5 separate regions of the Homo sapiens genome follow, and all the other regions are linked to region 4. Evidence: chromatin contacts called from ENCODE Hi-C or POLR2A ChIA-PET data. All regions are on one chromosome and are shown on one strand. The core of a region is the stretch at or near the end of the contact, and the rest is flanking DNA. Distances in the headings are between cores, read along the strand shown.

Region 1 (2,700 bases), core at 94-2,593, 6.4 Mb before region 4:
CAACCACCGCCTCCCAGGTTCAAGCAATTCTCCCGCCTCAGCCTCCAGAGTAGCTGGGATTACAGGCACCCGCCATCATACCCGGCTAATTTTTTGTATTTTTGTAGAGACGGGGTTTCACCATGTTGGCCAGGCTGGTCTAGAGCTCCTGACCTCAGGTGATGCACTCATCTCGGCCTCCCAAAGTGCTGGGATTACAGGCGTGAGCCACCACGGCCGGCGAGATCTCTTTTATTTCTTTAATAGTACTCTTCATTTCTGCCCAAGCATATGGCACACTTCATTAACTGACTTGTTTAATGTCTGCCTTATTCTCTAGACTCTTTCTCTTTGAGAGCAGGAACCATTTTATGCCATTTCACTGCCATTTACCCAGTGGCTAGCTTACAGTAGATACTCAGTAAATAGTTGTTGATTGCGTAAAAGGCCAAGAGAAAAATGTTTCATTCACGGAGTAATGTCGCCATCTCGTGGAACTTTAGAATATTGTCATTTAAATCAAAAAAATGTTTTCACGGAAGGAATTGATGGTTCGAATGCTATTTTCCAGATTGTATTCGAGTGTTTTTTTTTTTTTTAATTGGACTGGACCTTTTGAGATTTTTAGTGCTCTAGAACTGCACAGCCTCTTCAGGTCAGGCTTAGGGCCTACTAGTTTTGCTTGGTGAAATGAATTATGCAACTAGGTAATGAATGGTCACCGTTTTACGTTCAGAACTCGTTCGCTTCTACCTTTACAAAAGGGACAACACAGATGCATTACTAAGCTCTTGGCTCATAACGATCCCTGGGGTATATTCAGAGCCCCTTCCTCGCGGCGTTCATATAGTGTCTCAGGGGTCTGTCAGCCAGCAATCCCCAATTCCTCATTACATATTCCTCACAATGCATGCTGGCTAAAATGGAAATTGTGTTCAGAAATAGCCCTGCCCTACCATCATATACTAGGAGAAAGGAGGAAATTATGCTCTATTAGAAACCCTAGGCTATCTTGCATAATGCTTCTCAATCTGAAATAATTTTTTACAGAATACCAATACGTTAAGAAGAGCTACTTCCCTGATCTACCTATTATGGGCAGCCCATTTTATGAAGTTAGCATGGCCTTCCTATTCAAACCAGAAATGGACAAAAGGAGAAGGAAGGCTTTTAGGTCAGTATGGTTATAACTGTAGATTCTGTATTCTTCCTCTTTAATCTATCTCTCATATTAACCAACCAGGAGGTTGGAGGCCGGAAGTCTTAGACGCCAGCGAGAGCCGCTCCTTCCCCACGAGTCTATGGCTTTCGGGTTACTTAAGCCACGGAGAACTCTATGGTTCCGGGGCGGGCCGGGAGGTTTGAGTTTGAAGACTGGCGGGAAGATGTCCGCAGCTGTTGCCAGGCCAGGGTTCTCCCGAGAGGGAGGACGCTGGGACTGTGGCTTGCCCTGATCGGCCGAGAAGAGTTTGCCATGAATCTTCTGCGTCGGAGTGGGAAACGGCGGCGTTCAGAATCAGGCTCAGATTCGTTCTCGGGAAGCGGCGGTGACAGCAGTGCCAGCCCCCAGTTCCTCTCCGGGTCCGTGCTGAGCCCGCCGCCCGGCCTTGGTCGCTGCCTGAAGGCCGCAGCTGCAGGTGCTCCAGGAACCCGGGAGGCCGCGGGCAACGGGGGCAGCTCCGCCGGGCCATGGGTCGGGAGGTGTCCTCACCCCACGGGACTTGCTTCGTTGCATACCCCATTGGGCTTCTACTCCCCTTCTCTGTGACTGGGGCCTGGTGTGGCAGGTCACTTTCTGTTCAGACATACGCGTGTTTTCAGTGATCGCCTGGTATTAATGTTCACGTGGCTTCTGGATCTTTCGACCTTTAGAGAAACAACTTCCTAGTTAGCTTCATCCCATCATCTGTTGGGCGGCTCGTTCCTGGTAGTACCCAGTACTCCTTACAGACCCTTAAGACAGGATTGTTGGGCCTGGAGTACGGCACAGGCTGTTCGGCGTCCAGGGGAAGGCTGGAAGGGATTCGTAATGAGATTGGTTGGGTGTCCCGTGGATGTCGACCCAGTTTTTTAAAATCGTTAGTTGTGCAGTCGTCATGGAACTAAAACTTACTATAAATAGAAACTCACCTAACTTAGCTTTGTAATGCTTGCATATTGCCCTCCTCCCCCAACTACACCCGTAATTCCAACACTCTTTATCTACTGTGTATTGCACGCTTTTTTGTTCGTTTGAGGCTTTTAAGGAATTTTTATTATATGCAGTAAATAACAATTTATTACTTTTCTATACATGGTCAATTTCTCATAAGATTCTTGAAGTCAGGATGTGCTTTAAAGAGCTTCATTTCAACACATAGGAATTCCAACACACGGTGAAGGGCTAACTGTAAAACTCATATATTAGAAGTAAATTAAATTTTAATTTTTTCTTTTTCCTAAAAGGAGAATGCAAGCCTACAGTTCCTGACTACGAAAGAGACAAGCTACTATTGGCAAACTGGGGACTTCCTAAAGCAGTTCTGGAAAAATACCACAGTTTTGGTGTAAAAAAGATGTTTGAATGGCAGGCAGAGTGCCTTTTGCTTGGACAAGTCCTGGAAGGAAAGAATTTAGTTTATTCAGGTATCCAAATTTATGTAAACTAATTACTATTTTTAAGATATGAATGTAAAGAATACTCTATTGAGGTAGTTGTGGTTCGTTTAAAAGGTGAATGAG
Region 2 (2,700 bases), core at 127-2,626, 5.2 Mb before region 4:
TCTCATTTTACATTACGTTCCTATCACTTTTTAAAATCCAAGATAAATATTTTAAAGCAAAAACAACTATTATTTTAAATATTTGTTATTTTCAGATATTAGGACTACTGTTAGAATGCTGGCTTGACCCAAAATAAGGTCTGTTCTTAAAAGGACTCTTTCAAAACAGATGACTCATCAGTTTTAAAAAGCATTCCACCATTAGCTTAAACATACAAAGTACGTCCTTCTAGGACTACCACTCAATCAGAAATTAAAGTTTGACTGCAGAGTAAAGGCATAGTTTCTCATACAAATAAATGACTGGCAAGAAAAAAACGACTTTCCTTTTTTAAGGAGGAAAGCAATTTAATGTCGTTGATTATACACGACCACTTAACTTTCTTATGTATAAGCTTTGTTAAAAAAAAAAAAAGCTAAGCATTTTTTCTCATTTCTATTCATTACTTTTCAAAATCATAAAATGTAATTTCAGAAAAGATTGAGTTTGGGACAAGGATGAAAAATACGTTAATTAGAATTACTAAATTAGTACCAGATCAGGATTTTCCCAAACTGTAGTTTTGACCTGCAGTACAAACTCTATGCTTTGAGTTTTTAAACTAACTCATTAATTTGAGCTATCTCAAATCATGCAACCGCCTCCATATCTCCCAAATTCACTCCTAGACACAACTTACACCAAAAGCCACGTATGTGCTTCTACAATTAAAACGGGCAAAACGTCCTTACTTGATACACATTTCTGCCTTAAAAAAGAAAAAAATAATTCTGTGGGGCAAGTAGTGCGGGTGTTACCCATATTTTATGCATGGGGCAACTGAAATCAAATCCCTGCCCTAGGCTATTTAACAGCGGAACCTCCAGTAAGGGTCCGGGGGTTCTGAGGTCTAGTCCAGCTGCGTTCACATTTCGAGGTCGGCTTTGTTAATCCTCGGACTTTAAATTCCTGCGGTTTTCTGTCATGGAGCTAAATCACCACTAAATTACTGTGTGCTCACAGAGTCCTGCAGACACGGGCCCCACTTTTAAACTGAAAAACAAGCGGGGGACGGGGGGGGCACGTGACGCGCGAACCCTCAAGGCGAGATAACCGAACATCCTTGGGCTGTTTGCCGAGGCAGTCTTGTAGCCCTGGAATAGGTCACCAGGCTCCAGCGACTATAAAGCGCGGCCGCCGAAACCCGGTCCGGCTCAGATGACAATTTGGCAGCCTCTGGGTGTCTGCCTCAGTTCTGCGCAGCCCATGCTGCGCTCTTGCCACTCCGCGCCCCGCGCCTCGTGAGGCAGAGCCCGCCCCGGAGCGGCGCGCGCACCCCAGGACTCGCGTCGCGTGACTCGGCCAAGGCGCGCAGGGTTTGCGCCCGCCCGCGCCACTTCCGACTCAGCCCTCGGTTCAGGTTCCGGGGCGCCGCAGAGCTCCCGGCCTCTGGACCGCGCGCGGCGCTCTGGGGAATCCGGCGCCACGCGCCGTGCGGTGGCCAGGATGGAGGAGGCCGGAGCAGCGGTGGTCACGGCCGGGGAGGCCGAACTGAACTGGTCCCGCCTCAGCGTGTCCACCGAGACGCTGGAGTCTGAGCTGGAGGCGCGGGGGGAGGAGCGGCGCGGGGCGCGGGAGGCGCTGCTGCGGCTGCTGCTGCCTCACAACCGTCTGGTGTCGCTGCCACGGGCGCTGGGCAGCGGCTTCCCGCACCTCCAGCTGCTGGACGTGAGCGGCAACGCGTTGACCGCGCTCGGGCCGGAGCTGCTCGCTCTGCGCGGCCTGCGCACGCTGCTGGCCAAGAACAACCGGCTCGGCGGGCCCAGTGCGCTGCCCAAGGGCCTGGCCCAGTCGCCGCTCTGCCGCAGCCTCCAGGTGCTCAACCTCAGCGGCAACTGTTTCCAGGAGGTGCCTGCCTCGCTCTTAGAGCTGCGCGCGCTGCAGACCCTGAGCCTGGGCGGCAACCAACTGCAGAGCATCCCGGCTGAGATCGAGAACTTGCAGAGGTGAGCGGGTGTGTGCCGGAGGGTGGGGAGGCCTCGGGCGGTGTCCGGGAACCCTGGGGCGCCGGGCCTGGGCACCTCAACGTTTGTCACGTAACTATTTCCAAGCTTTCTCTTTAACTGTGCGGTAGTGAGTTCTGCCCAACCATCTCAGCAAGTTGTTGTAAATACCTAGTATGTTCGCATGTGTGACTGTTTGGTGTGTTGTGTTTGGCCTATGCAGATTCTCGAGGCATTTTTTCTGTCTTCCTTATTGAATCTGGGGCGTGATCCAAACTGAGTGGAAACTCAAAACAGATGTAAATCAGAGGTTGTCACTTCTTTGCTCAAAAGTCTTCCGTGGATTTCCATCTCTATAGATCAAAGTACGTGCCTTTGAGCGTGGCGTACAAGGTGCTCTGATCTAACCCTTGCTTTCCACTACATTTGCAGCTTCCTCTTCTCTGTGGCAGTACCAACTACCATTTGTGGAGTTCAGTGACCTATGCATTTTCCCACGTAGAGAAAGCAGCTTGGAGTTGCTGGTAGGCACTCAGTATGTGTTGAATGGATGCAGTGCCTCTGTACACGTGCTGTTTCCCTTGCTTGGAATGTTTCCTTCACCTGGCAAACGCCTATCATCCTTCAAAAGCTATCTCAAGTTAATCATCTCTGTGATTCCTTTTTTACTACTCCCTGCACAACAATTTTTTTCGTTACTACTCCCTGCACAAAAAA
Region 3 (2,700 bases), core at 115-2,614, 5.3 Mb after region 4:
CTAGACACTGGAGTCTGTTCCACAGGGTCCCTCCAAATCCAGCCTTCTTCCTGACCGATGCTTCTGTGCACCACACTGAGGATGGAGCAAACTTTGGCGAGCCTGAAACCCACCAACATTCCTCCTGAAGTCTTGCTTCCTCCACACAGCACTGATAGTTAGCAGGGTCCTGCTGTGGCCTTTGAGGAATCCCTACAGTGGTTCTGTGTCCTTGCACTCCTATCTGGAGATATCACAGATCTCCAGATCTAGGAGTAAGGAAACTGGGTGTAAGGAAACTCTTCACTGTGAGTAAAAGTAATCCCTTTTCTTTTATTTCATGTAGGAGGCATTCTCTCTCTCCTCTCTTTCAAGGGCGTCTAGCACAACTTTATCAAAAAGTATAGACTTAGAAAATGAAAACCTAGGTTGGAAGTAAAACTTCAGTTTTTTCAAACTCAAAACATCCTTGAGACCAAGAAGCACAGAGTCTGGCTACCTACTGAATGAAGGATATATGAATGAATGATAGAGACATATCAATTGATATCATTAAAGATACCCTGAAGTGTTACCAGTAGTTTTTTACACAGATCCTTAAAGCCATAAATGCCGTGAATTTTTTTTTTTGACAGTCTATCTCTGTTGCACAGGCTGGAGTGCAGTGGCGTGATCTTGACTCACTGCAACCTCCACCTCCTGGGTTCAAACGATTCTCCTGCCTCAGCCTCCTGAGTATCTGGGACTACAGGCGCCCGCCACCACACCCAGCTAATTTTTTTTGGTATTTTTAATTGAGACGGGGTTTCGCCATATTGTCCAGGCTGGTCTCGAATTCCTGACCTTGTGATCCGCCCACCTCAGCCTCCCAAAGTGCTGAGATTACAGGCATGAGCCACAGCGCCTGGCCTATTTTTATTTTTTTACGTGTTTTCTTCCTCTCTCTTTCTCTTGTCAGCTTATTAACATGCTTATTCATTTGTAAAAGGTGACAGCATACCCAAGCAGAAAAGGCGAGATGTTTCTACCAGCCTGGCTCCTCTTCTCTGGCCTCTATTCTTTTGGCCTAAGAGATAGACAATACATCAAGCAAGGTCCTTATTTGCAAGCAAAATAAGAAATCAATCATGACTGAATAAATGGGAGGATAAAAAAGAGTTTATTTTAAAAACTAATAGGTAGCTCTCTGAATCACCAGGAGAGCGGAACCATCTTGCTCAGAACAATGAATCTTGAACAATGCCCCAATTGAGGCTGCAAAACTGGGCTGATGAGGAAACTACTTCTGCCCCCACAAAACTAGAACACTGAGTGTCCTAGATAATGTTGTCACTGATCTATCAGGAACACAATTGTGCTGTAACCACTTCCTTTATCAGAGAATGAGTCACTTCCCGTGTTTTTTGGTGTCACTAACTTCCTACTCAAAAACTGGTATGAGTGCATCCAATATAGAGAGCCCGAAGTATTTGCCCAAACCCTTGCTTCAAATCAGGCTGAGAACGTATCTGGTATTTTTAGTTTTTATAGTTTATATAGTTAATGTTTCTAAAGTTTAAAGTTTGCTCTTTCTCCCACCAAGATTAATCTCACGTAGAAAGGGGATGCAAATGCTAGGCAGACAAAAAGACTGAAAAAAAAAAAATCTCCACAACAGAAAGACTGACACAAAGCTGAAAGAGAAAACAAGACAGGAAGTTAGGGTACAGTTAGAAATGCCTTTGGTTTCAATTAATAAAATATCTGATTAGGTATTTTTAAAAAGTAATTTAAAAAATAGAGGGAGTCTTTTTTGTTTAGTCACAGAATGCAAAATCTGAAAGTAAGAACTTGTTGCTTTCATTAGCTCAGGAGCTCAACAATGTTAAGATTAAGTCAAAAGTTCACTTGTCCTTTTCCTCTTAATTCCAAAATGACTATTTTTGCTTCAAATCAGGTAAAAGAGAGAGAGGATAAGAAGTGTCAACAGACTTCTCTATACATTTCATGGGCGAGAATCACTGGCAACCAGTCCATAAAAAATGTATCACTGAAGCCACAAGCTAGAGAAATATTCTCCTATATGTGAAGTAACACGATCCTACAAGGTTCTTTTAAAGGATACCAATTAAAACTACTTTCTAACAAATTTGTTGCTCTTTTACTGCGAAAAGTATATGCATCCCAACCTTGAATGATAAATTTTATCAGTAAAAATCTTTATATTTTCAAAAATTTAACCATTAATTGTGTATGGACTCATACTCAATAGAAAATATAAATGAATACACATTATGTCACAAAATTAAAATCATGGAAATCAAGAGAGAGTCACCTCGTTTATAACTGCCTTCCCTATTGAAAGATATATCTGCAGAATGGATGCACCACCTCACCCGCTGTTTTATTTTTCTCTACAATCAGATATAGTTCATAGGTCTTGGCAAGAGCAATCCCATTTACTTTAACTGTTATTAGAGTGTTCATGTTTTCATGCCTTTTCATCTGTTTTCTTTGCTTCTGGAACTCTTTGAAGGCTTACTTTAGATGGCCTTGCTTGGTAACATCTAAAATACCATTTCTAAGATCCTGGTGTTCTCCCCAGTCATTTGGATAATTGCCACTATTGATGCTAGTTTGACTCTGGCATTCTGGACATTCCCTTATCCCATCTTCATATTGCTCTTTATTTATATGGTAGCAAACGGAAGTCCATATCATATGTCTCCATATGAATGGGAC
Region 4 (2,700 bases), core at 39-2,538:
TGCTATGTTGAATGACAAATGGTTGAGGACGAAGATTTTATTGAAGCATTTGAACCACACTTAATTTTCCGTGTTGCTTTATTTGTTCCTTTTACCACCCAGGATATTGAATTCTGTGGGCTCTGGTTGAGTCGTTGGTACTTCAGGCGTTCAGTAATAAGAAACATAATCTGCTTTTTCCGGCAGGATAATAAATCTCATTTATATTAAGGGAGGCTTACTCCAAACTCTTTTACATAGTATTTTTCTAAATCTTCTGCATGAACAAATTCTTCCTTGAGCCCTAGCACTGGGGACCCGGTCTGGCAACCTGCGCCCCATTCCGCGGGAATCAAGCGTGACCCGGTGCGGCCTTGCGCGCTGCCGCCAGCCAGACCCTCCCTCCGGCTTTCCCACCCACCGCCCGGGATCCAGCCTCCATCCCGCTGCCTCAGCTGTCCAAGACAGCGACACCCCCCTCTCCGCTCCCGCGGCTCCCCCGGCGCAGCTCGCCGCGCCAGACAGCGGGTAACCGCCGCCTCCGCTGGGGCATCCCGGCTCCACAGGCCCAGCGCGCTCCAGACACCTGCCTCTCACTGGCCACCGCCGCTGCCCCTCACCCCGCAGCCCTCTCGGCAATTGGCCCCAGGCCGCCGCTCGTCATCCTCAGCCTTCTCCTAGAGTACCGCCTCCGTCGCCGGGTCATTTAAGTTTATCACAAATAAATAAATAAAGGAGGAAATAGAAATGCGTAGAAAGTAAAAGCAGTAGGGGGTGGGGGAGATGGGGCGTGGAGGAAAAGGAGGGAGGAGCGGAGGAGTAAGCAACCTAACCTGATTGCGCCTGTGTCGACCAATCATGGCTCACTCCAGTCCGGTCTGACGGGCTCCCTGAACCAATAGCCTTCCACCTCCCGGATCACTGAACAACGAGATACGATTGACCTTTTCAGAAAGGGTGAAGGTGCGGCGGGGGGAGGGGGTTGTGGGGGTGGGCGAAGTGGAAGGATTGTCCACCAATCGCCTGTTAATACTTCTCTGAGCGAAGTTTCCGCGTCCCAATGGATGTTTGAGATAGCGGATTGGGCCTCTTTTAGCCCAATCGAAGGTGACAGAGATGAGGGAAGAGGAAGAAAGGGGCGGGGACGGGGGGGCGGAGGGGAGAAGGAAGAGTGCATTTTGTTTATGGGCGGCAACCTCACGAGGGGCGTCCCATTCTCATTGGCTCACTGAAGCCAAGATTGGCGTGAGAGCTATCCTATAGCGGGGAGAGATAGAGGGTTCGCGGAGTGAAGCGTCCAATGTGGGCCTTCTGCCGAAGAAGTAGGGGCGGGGGGAAGTTTAGGAGTTGAGGAAAGAAGATTAAAGAGCGCGAGGAGGTAATGCCACAAACTCTAATTTGTTGTGGGACGGGCGGGAGAGAGGGAGGAGTGTGTGCGTGCCGAGGGGGATGAGGCGTCTGCGAGGCGCCTGGAGTGGGGGGCGGCGGGACTGGGAAGGAGGGGAGCGGGGTGGGGTTGGGGGAGCGAGTTACAGAGCGGCGAGCCAGCGGGCCCTGAGCTGGATGAGCGCGCGCGCCCCCGCGCCCCGCCCCGCCCCGCCCCGCCCGCGCCCCCTCCCCCGGCGCCCTTCTTAGCGCCCGGCGGCTGCCTCGCCCGACCCGGCGGGGAGGTGGGAGGGAGGCGCGGGAGGGTCGAAGGGTGGCGGGGCGGGCGGGACGTCCCGCAGCTGGAAACGTGTCTTCTGCCTTCTTCTCTCTACTCCCTGCGCCTGGAGCCGCTGCTTCCAAGAAGAGGAGCTGAGGGGGACTAGCCGGGGCTCAGGAGCTGCTAGAGGCGCCCGCTTGTCTTCTGCCCCCTCCCTCCTCGCCCTCCCCCGCTTGCCGTGGCTCTCGCGGTCTCTGGAGCGTCTTCAGAGAACTGGGGGGCAGGAGGTGTCCTGGCCCCACAGCCGCTGGATGTCTCTCCAGACGCCGGAGCTCCCGGCCCCCGCCTGCTTCGCTTCTACGACTAGAGAGGAGGGGGCTTGGGAAGGGAAGACACACCTTTCCTTCTTTCTCTTCTTTGGGCCACTTCGGAAACATTAAAACATGTTAACACTTTTTGATTCCTGATATAAAAATGGTTGGAAGGTTCTTGAAAGTTTAAAACAAATGCCGTCTCTCGTACACTGTTTAATGTATTCCTGTCTGTGTGGCTTTTGGGTCCTCCCCCCACCCCCCGCCCCCAGCTGTTATCCTTTTTAAGGATGCTGAAGAGGCAGGAGGCAGGGATTTTCTAAAAGTTCTATTGATAAACACACTTGCACAAACATATGCTAGGCACACACACAAACTAAACATTAGCGAAAAACACAATATGGCGTACAGCTACGGTACCTAGCGCGGTAATCCGCTGATCTCTCACTCCGAACTGGGTTGAATGAGGTCAGTAGCAGGATGACAGCTCTCCAATGAAAATCTGAATGAATCAGGAAGTAGTTTGGAAGCTTGCGGGTGTAGTACTGTCCTCAGAATCAGCATTGGCCAAACCTAAGTTGAACATGTTACCTTTCTAGACATGTGAAAATCTTCTCCACTGTTTTTTCTATTAAAAATACCAAAAGGGTGCTAAAGTCAAGTTTCCTCACTGCGTGGCGGTGTATACATTTCAGCTAAAAAAATTATAGAGGCCATTCACCCAATGTTTTCAAGTGAACGCTATTCTGAAGTTACTGTTGTAAC
Region 5 (2,700 bases), core at 59-2,558, 5.6 Mb before region 4:
TGTCAGCCTCATAACCAGCCACACCAGCATATTCTCAATTCCATGAGCCACATGTGCTTTCCCTGCATCCCAAGGCTTTGCACATGCTGTTCCTTCTGCCCCTACAGCTAAGCCCAAACCCCCTTCTCCTAATCATCCTTCAAGTCTCAAATGATATTTCCTCATGGAGGCCTTCCCAGACTCCCCATTAAGTAGCATACAATCATCCCCTTTCACGTGTTCCATGGCTCTTTCCCCCTTCTTGTACTTTCTCCATGTCTATCTCTAAGACCAGACTTCATCTTGTTCACCAATTAATTTCCAGCATCTAGCATAGCCAGACAAGTACTTCCATAAAACTTTCCATATGTCTCCTAGGCACGTTTTGTTCCAACATGGCTCATCTTGCCAGCTTCCCCCTGCTTCACTTCCTCCACTCTTGTTTCCAAGGTAGAATCGGACAGGCTACTGGGCACTCTCTTCTTAAATTTAAAACAGTTTTAAGCGGGAGGTGCGTGGATCAAATTCAGGATGTTAAAAGATTGTACTGACTGCAGAGTGGAGAAAAAAACAAGAAAAGTGGATGCGAAGAGACCAGTTAGATTACTTCAGTAAATCGCCACTCCAGTTCTAGAACAACTTGGGATTCTACACATCTAACTGCGGTGTTGTGTTACCACATTTCATGGCACTTTCCACGCCTTCACACACACAGCGGCAAACTACCGCGAAACCTCCGGACCCAGCTGCCCTCCACGAGACGCGTTCGGTGATATGCACTCCTCCCCAATGCGAGACTCCGAGACCCCAAACTCCCTCGGACTCTCCCAGTTGGGTCCAGGGCCACACTCGGCGCAGCCAAGCCCGCCCTACCCGAGGTCGCACACGGGCCGCTCCGGGGTCAATGGTTCTTTGGAGGACCAAGAGGACCAAGGCAACAGGGTAATTCATTAGGGGAGGATAGTTAAGAGGGAGCGAAAGGAAGAAGAAATCATGAAATGCAATGCCCGGCCAGGGAACTCCGAACAAGGAACAGGGAACAAGGTTTACCAAGGCGAATCCTGGAACACTCCCACTACAGCTGCCCCCAGCGCTTCAACTACCGGCTTAAATGAACCACGCCCCTTGCGCGACAAAGAAAACGCACTATTCCTGCGACCAGCTGGGGAAGCACCCCGCTACCTTTTACCAGACCAGCCAATGAGTTCAGTGAAACCTTCGATCAAGACAGTCACGCTCCGAGTGGCCAATGAAATTGAAGGCTCTGCCCTCCATGCCCAACTCTGATTGGCTTACAATCCAGGAACAGGCGTTAACCCAGGGAAGGCAGTGGCAAGATGGCGTCCCTGGATCGGGTGAAGGTACTGGTGTTGGGAGACTCAGGTGAGCGGCTTACCCTACCTCTGGGGCTCCAGACACTTTTGAGTTACCCAGTAACCCTCCCCTTAGCTTCCTTCCCTCAACTTCCTGGCTCCTCGGCCCGTGGCTGAAGTCCCTCCCAGGGCCTGAAGACTACACTTCCCAGGGGACTTTGCTCCGTGTGACGACGCGGTGGCGGCGGCGTCGTCGCGCGGGTGGGGGTCGCGGAGCCCGGGTCTTTTGCCTTCGCGGCTTTCCGCATCGGTCTCCCAGGCGACCCCAGCCTAGAGTGTATTGTCAATTCTTTTATTAAAAAAAAAAAAAAAAAAAGCAGGCATTGAGTATTGTATGGGGTTCTATGTTAAGGGTACAGAAGTTAGTAGGACCGTGCCTTCAAGAGATTTTGTTCATTAAGGAAGTCAAACGTGCACTGAGAAACGTGCACTGAGAAACGTGCACTGGCAAGCGCTTCGCATGTATTAACTCATTTAATTCTGAGACAGTCCTGTTATCCCATTTTACAGATGAGAGTAGTGAGGCAGAGAGATGTAAATGACAGAATCCTTTTGAACGCGGAGTCCACGAACTTAAACGCTAAGTTATAATTATGCAGTGACATATTGGGTAGTGGTCCTGTTTTATTCTTAACTGAGCTTAATTTCCTGGTTCTCGTTTGATCTTCATTGAAAACCTATTATGTCCTAGACTGTACAATAGAGAAATTAAAGTAAGAGTTTTATTCTGAAGCAGCTAGGATTTAACGCTGAGCCCAATTTAATCCTAGTGTTAAATATATATATATTTTTTTAATCTCAGTGGATGCAAAAAGAATTCTTTTGACACCTGGGACATTTGAGAACTACAGCTGGCGTCTGGATTTCCAGCTCCCACCTCACTGCCCTTATCTTTTCTTCCATAATCCCCAATTCAGCTCTCCTTAGTAACTTCAATAAATGCTGACCTTGCATTTTATAGAAGCGCTCCTCTGGAGTTGGCCTAAGAGCATGTGTTGTGAGCAAAGACGTTGTGCTAGATGCTTGGAGGTGGAGAGGCTTGAAAACTTAATAGAAACTAAATAAAATTGTGGGCAGCAAATATAGGTTAAGAATGTTTTCACATTGCCCTGAGGATTATTTGCATTATGAAATATTTTACAGAGAGCATTATTTAATATTCCCCTAAGAAAGTTGCCTTTTGAAACTTAATGAACATAATCACAATTTATGTCGACTTCATTTCTATCAGGTAGCTTGAAGTGGTGCCGAAGTTAATTTAATAAAATCACTCAGTTTTACAGATAAAGTAATTGTGGCCTAAAGGGACTTGGCAAGAGTATCACTGAGTAGAATTTACAATCCAGAA

What was found. Hi-C counts contacts between places; a loop is a spot of excess contacts on that map. ChIA-PET counts read pairs that join two places held with the same protein, here RNA polymerase II (POLR2A). Pooled maps may share reads with other maps.
Region 1: a loop to region 4 is called in a map of naive thymus-derived CD4-positive, alpha-beta T cell, with 18 times the contacts of the local background. The contact joins the promoter of POLQ here to the promoter of ZBTB20 in region 4. A Hi-C loop is called at or near these places in 1 of 168 maps with a recorded cell type or tissue (naive thymus-derived CD4-positive, alpha-beta T cell) and 6 of 50 pooled maps. POLR2A ChIA-PET finds 5 or more read pairs at or near these places in 1 of 52 experiments (AG04450).
Region 2: a loop to region 4 is called in a map of B cell, with 38 times the contacts of the local background. The contact joins the promoter of LRRC58 here to the promoter of ZBTB20 in region 4. A Hi-C loop is called at or near these places in 2 of 168 maps with a recorded cell type or tissue (B cell and CD4-positive, alpha-beta T cell), 1 of 37 single-sample maps with no recorded cell type and 9 of 50 pooled maps.
Region 3: a map of CD4-positive, alpha-beta memory T cell shows a loop between it and region 4 (18-fold over the local background). The contact joins the enhancer-like site here to the promoter of ZBTB20 in region 4. A Hi-C loop is called at or near these places in 2 of 168 maps with a recorded cell type or tissue (CD4-positive, alpha-beta memory T cell and naive thymus-derived CD4-positive, alpha-beta T cell) and 6 of 50 pooled maps.
Region 5: a loop to region 4 is called in a map of CD4-positive, alpha-beta memory T cell, with 19 times the contacts of the local background. The contact joins the promoter of RABL3 here to the promoter of ZBTB20 in region 4. A Hi-C loop is called at or near these places in 2 of 168 maps with a recorded cell type or tissue (CD4-positive, alpha-beta memory T cell and naive thymus-derived CD4-positive, alpha-beta T cell) and 11 of 50 pooled maps.

Annotation. Positions count from the first base shown.
Region 1 is chr3:121,544,631-121,547,330 of GRCh38, reverse strand. It overlaps POLQ (DNA polymerase theta), which reads left to right and starts at 1,343. Exons shown (of 30, transcript NM_199420.4): 1 at 1,343-1,616; 2 at 2,425-2,604. The coding sequence starts at 1,454. RefSeq lists enhancers at 1,195-1,489, 1,381-1,610.
Region 2 is chr3:120,348,030-120,350,729 of GRCh38, reverse strand. It overlaps LRRC58 (leucine rich repeat containing 58), which reads left to right and starts at 1,376. Exons shown (of 4, transcript NM_001099678.2): 1 at 1,376-1,986. The coding sequence starts at 1,487. It also overlaps the pseudogene BTNL12P. RefSeq lists a silencer at 1,381-1,710 and an enhancer at 2,061-2,110.
Region 3 is chr3:109,805,760-109,808,459 of GRCh38, reverse strand. All of the region lies in intron 2 of LOC124906267 (a long non-coding RNA gene), which reads right to left. Among named protein-coding and RNA genes, the nearest start is that of MIR4445, 200 kb to the right of the region's middle. RefSeq lists an enhancer at 460-1,659. Within about 2 kb of position 1,364, at least 5 of the 41 ENCODE cell types and tissues checked have a DNase peak (open chromatin) inside an H3K27ac peak, as active enhancers do.
Region 4 is chr3:115,145,876-115,148,575 of GRCh38, reverse strand. It overlaps ZBTB20 (zinc finger and BTB domain containing 20), which reads left to right and starts at 1,288. Exons shown (of 12, transcript NM_001348800.3): 1 at 1,288-1,357. RefSeq lists silencers at 293-512, 1,073-1,242, 1,553-1,822 and enhancers at 563-772, 2,503-2,612.
Region 5 is chr3:120,741,124-120,743,823 of GRCh38, reverse strand. It overlaps RABL3 (RAB, member of RAS oncogene family like 3), which reads left to right and starts at 1,308. Exons shown (of 8, transcript NM_173825.5): 1 at 1,308-1,362. The coding sequence starts at 1,317. It overlaps GTF2E1 (general transcription factor IIE subunit 1), which reads right to left and starts at 1,080. Exons shown (of 5, transcript NM_005513.3): 1 at 1,030-1,080. RefSeq lists enhancers at 1,028-1,147, 1,028-1,322, 770-1,408, 1,288-1,577, 1,409-2,047.